Regions from separate parts of the Homo sapiens genome. Here region 2 is linked to region 1. A link is an interaction called in ENCODE POLR2A ChIA-PET data of the cell type or tissue named here. Cell type or tissue: Caco-2. All regions are shown on one strand.

Region 1 (2,500 bases):
CATCTGCTCTCAGATCTATTCCCCACATTTCTTCTGTACTTTCTGTATTAGAGGGATATACATTTCCCAACACCACTTGCCCTCCTAATTGTTCATTTGGAGGCAATGGCAGAATATTGGAAGGTGGGAGGAAGAGAAAAGCCAAGGTCTTTTTTCTTCTCCAACTACCTTGGGTGGCATTTCTAGAGCAGATGTATCTCTGCTGTGGCTTCTGTTTTCTCTGGATAGCTAGCTCCCTCTTCAACAATCCAATTTTCTGCCTGGCAGTCCTAACTTTAGTTTAATCTCTGTTAGAAAGCCCCAGCTTCTGAGCTCTGGTAATATCACTTTTTCTGTATTGTTTCTCCAGCTCTAGGGATATTAGCAGCTTCCTTACGTTACTAGTGCTTTGAGTTGCCTCTCCATCCCCTGCGCTGCGTCTCAGTTTTCTACTACCTGCTTAGCCAATTCCTTATATTACGTTTCCTCTCTTTAAATCACAGTGATTTTGTTTTTCTGACAAGACTCGCACAAAACCTGGAAAATCCCTCATCAACATCCAATAAATATTTATTCAATACCTACTATGAGCTGACTTCTGCTTTATGCATTATAGGTGTACAGATGACAAGAAATGATTTCTTCCCTCAAGGCGTTTACTGGAGATACAGGCATGCAAAAATAAAGTCATTACCATACAATTTGGCAAGTGTTTTAATAGAAGTGTTAAAAAGGCTGAGAAGTGGCCTGGCACTGTGGCTCATGCCTCTAATCCCAGTACTTTGGGAGGCCTTAGCAGTCGGATCATGAGGTCAACAGATCAAGCCCATCCTAGCCAACACGGTGAAACCCCATCTCTACTAAAAATACAAAAATTAGCTGGGCATGGTGGCCCTTGCCTGTAGTGCCAGCTACTTGGGAGGCTGAGGCAGGACAATCGCTTGAACCCACGGGGCAGAGGATGCAGTAAGCTGAGATCGCGCCACTGCACTCCAGACTGGCAACAGAGTGAGACTCCGTCTCCAAAAAAAAAAAAAAAAAAAAAAAACACACAAATGGCTGAGAACTGCCTCTGCAAGGTTAGATAACCAGAAAGACAAGGTGGTTAGTAGCACGGTGGCAGGTAACATGGGAATGGGAAAAAGAAAGGTATCTAAAGAGAATCTTAGGCAGAGAAAACAGTAGGTACAAAGAAACAGAAGCTTAAGAAAGCACAGAGCATTTGGAGATCAAAGAGTGGTTAATTTAAGCTAAAGCATAGGGCAGTGCGGAACAAAGTTCAGACTTTAGCAGACAGTGAACTGTTTGCTATTAGTCTGTAAGAAGAAAAGAGTTTTCACCAGAGTATAAATCAACTGAGTCACTGAACAAACGATTTGATCTTATTTTGCTTTTAATTGCCGAACTTTCTTGACAAAGGAAGGAGTACATTGATTTATATTCTGGCTCAAGCTTCTTATCTCAATTGTGGACTGGTACTAAAAAGTTTGCAGATTATTTGGAGTAGCACTGGTATTTTTTTTAAAAAAGGAGCAGAGGAGAAGGGAGTGAAGCTGGAGAGGTAGGCAGCTAAAGATCACAAAAGAATTTCTACGCCATGCATTTCAAGATTTATGGGCAGGGGAATAATCTAATTAAAACTGCATTTTAAGATATCCCTCGGGAGGCTGTAAAAAGCATGGATAAGAGAGGTGAGATCAGAGGCAGAGAAATCAGTTAAAAATTTCATACAGAAAAATTTCAGTTTTAACTAGAGTGAAGGCAGCAAGGATGTAGAAAAAAATAACAAACTAAAGAGAATTTAACAGGTACATTTGGAGGGATTTAGTGATGTGGCAGATATCAAGACCACTGTGAATGGCTGCACAGGTTGCTCACTGCACAAGTTCAGGATGTACCATTCTTAGAGACTATGATGTGAATGACCCTCTCTAGAGTTATACGATCTAAACTCCAAAACTATATTTTAGATTCCAGTCAGAAATCCAGGAATACATAGCCTATAAGCATTTGAATTATACAGGGATGAACATCAGGAGAGAGGGAGAGGTAGAAATATCAATTTGTGAATCAAAAATATAGGTGATGATAAAGATTATAAATGATATTTCCCCAAAAAATAAAGCATCATAAGAAGAAAATAAAATCACAATTTGAGTCTTATGTAGACTGACATTAAAGGGCAGGAATAGAAGACAGGGAAGATATACTCTGAAAGAAAACAGGAGAGAACAATGTCCCAGAAACTGCAGGAGAGAAAAATTTCAAGAAGGGACTAATCATTTCTGTCAAGCACAAGACAAAGGTCAAAAAGGGAAAAGAACTGAAGAGTGACCTTTGGAGCTGGCAATTAAGGAGCTCTCTGGCGACCTTGCTGAGAGCAGTTTCAGTGCTCGATGTAGAGTATGAGAGGGTAAAGGAAAGAATCAGGAGTCCGTAAGGGAATACAGATAGTTCAGGTCTTCTGATTAAAAACTGACTTTTATTTGCACTCAACTATGCTTCTCCTTTTAGATGAATA
Region 2 (2,500 bases), 99 kb after region 1:
ACAGGTACATCACATGGCCACAGCAGGAGCAAGAGTGAGAGGGAGGGTGCCACGCTTTTAAACAACCAGATCTTGCAAGAATTTACTCACTATTGCAAGGACAGTAGCAACCAATTATGAAAAATTTGCCCCCATGATCCAATGAGCTCCCACTAGGCCCTACCTCAAACACTGCAGATTACTACAATTCAACGTGAGATTTGAGCAGGCACACATGTCCAAACTATATCAACTCAAGAACCTAAGAAATCTACCTGGTGCTCTATTCTACTGTGGCTAAGCTGGCACCCCACCCAAAAGATAAAGTCCTTCCCTCTCTTCTCTCCCCTTTCCACAAACAGAGATGTCTCTCCTCATGGCCACGACGACTACTGAACCAAAGAGAGTACTGTCTGAGGTCCAATGTTCACTCAAGGGCCAAGGCCACTTTGGCCAGCCTGTGGTGAATGCTGTCAGTCCTGAGTCTCTCCCTTCAGGGCAGTAAGAAAATGGAATCCAGGAGCCAAACTCTGGAATCAGGGACCCTAGGAGCCCACTTGATGCTCTGCCCCACTGTGGTCAAACTGGAACCCAAGCTGCAAGCCAAAGTCCCCTTTACTCTCACCTCTCCTTTCCTGAAGCAGAAGGATTCTCTCCCTGTAGCCACCACAGCTGGGAATGTACTGGGTCACACCTGAAACCATCACAGCTCTGAGTCTCACCCAATACCCACAGCAAGTACTGCCTGGCTACAGCTGCTGATTATTCAGGGCCCTAGGTCCCTTTGGTCAGCATGTCATGAATTCTGCCAGGACGGGGTCCTTCTCTTCAAGGTGACAGGCTCTCTTCTGGCCCAGGGTGTGTTCAGAAATGTTATCTGTGAGCTAGGGCCTGGAATGGGGACCTCAAGACTCTGCCTGGTGCCCTATCCTATTGTATGTCTGAGCTGGTATCCAAGCAGCAAGACAAAGTTCTCTTTCTTGTCTCCTCTCTTCTTCATAAGCGGAAGGAAGGAGTCTTTCCTGGAGCTGTGAGCTGTGCTGCCTGGGGTTGGGGGAAGGGAAGCACAAGCAGTCCCTTAGCTGCCCCAGCGGATGTCTCACTAGGTTGTATGTATCCCAAGTCCACTGACTCTGAGCCCGGCACAGCACCAGGACTTGCAAAGGAACTGCAGTCCTTGTGGCCTAGACTACCTTTGAAGTTTATTTAGAACCACAGAGCACTCTAATCCATGATGACAAGGCTTGCCGGAACTCAGGTTCCAAACACTGGGATGGATGATTCTTCCCTGTCTAGGGTTCATCTAAATGCTCCCTCTGCGGGATTTGGCTGAGTTCTGTTCTTTGTCGGTTTCCACTGTGACAGGGCAGCACTGATTTTCAATGCAAAGTCCTATAATCACTGCAATCTCCCTTCTGCAAGCACATAGACTCTCTCTTCATGCCATGTGACTGCTGCCATGGATGAGGGAGAGCTGGTATAGGTGATAGAATATTGCCTTTACTACCCTCTTCTGTGCCTCTTTCTGTGATACAACCCAAAAACCAGGTACTACGATCATGCACCTAATTTTTCACTCTTATGAAGGTGCTTTTCTAGTGTGGACAGTTGTTCAATTTGATGTTCCTGCAACAGGGATAATTACTGGAGGCTTCTGTTTGGCGATTTTTCTCCACCTCCTCCACAATAAACTTCGAGACTCATTTTCCCTCAAATATATGGTGACCATATAAAATGACTAGATATTTTTAAAATGTATGGTGTATCATTAAATATAGGAATCAGAAATCATGATATATTATAATCCAAGAAATGGCAAACATGTTTTAATATAGAAAAGCAACATTCATTTAAAAGAAAAGCTTGAGTAGTGCATGTACAAACATATGCACATAGTTTTTTGTTGTTGTTGCATGGCAATAATGAATGGTCCATAGGAAGCATATTAGTATTTTTCAACTCCCAAGATTTATAACGTTTATCAAAGTTCAATAAGTGGCCTGTGAAATATAAGCTTTAAAGCCAGAATCCAAACAGAACCAATTACCCCCTCAAATGTGTAAGACTTCAGCTGTCACTGTTTTCACTATCTCATCACCTTTACCACAAGTACATCCATCGCTATTGTCCTCTAGTTCTCATGCTAACTTTCTGAATGGGTACCCTCAGCATCTGTGAAGCTGTAGAAACCCTACTGGCCTAGTTTACCTACTTGCCTCAGTAACTAGATCTGCTTTCCTCCAAATTCTGGTATTCCTTACTAGACTCAGCTGCAAAGCCTGACACTGCATGGTGTCACGGTGTGTATAAATCTTAGGCACTAATATAGTAGTTTCCATTGGAGAATGAAGTGAGGCAAGGTCTGACAAAATTATACAGTTTTTATCCCCCTAAAACTAATGTGTTCATTCTCCTCTTTACAGCACCTTCTTTCCCAACACGAAGTATGCTGACATCTTGGGCTAGGAAAGAAGCCAAGGAGAGCATGTCATGTATCATTTTCAAAAATTCCCACTAATTG

What was found. ChIA-PET counts read pairs that join two places held together with the same protein. Peaks named below come from ENCODE experiments on the same cell type or tissue, not always from the same donor. Only the 100,000 strongest peaks of a DNase experiment are listed, where the experiment ranks them.
Region 2: POLR2A ChIA-PET joins it to region 1 with 12 read pairs; 2 of 35 experiments call an interaction of 5 or more read pairs at or near these places.

Annotation. Positions count from the first base shown.
Region 1 is chrX:32,535,262-32,537,761 of GRCh38, forward strand. The region is part of intron 17 of DMD (dystrophin); the gene reads right to left. Among named protein-coding and RNA genes, the nearest start is that of MIR3915, 47 kb to the right of the region's middle. In Caco-2, no CTCF peak of the experiment used is centred here; a DNase peak (open chromatin) is centred at 1,140.
Region 2 is chrX:32,633,776-32,636,275 of GRCh38, forward strand. The region is part of intron 11 of DMD (dystrophin); the gene reads right to left. Among named protein-coding and RNA genes, the nearest start is that of MIR548F5, 6.5 kb to the right of the region's middle. In Caco-2, no CTCF peak of the experiment used is centred here; no DNase peak of the experiment used is centred here.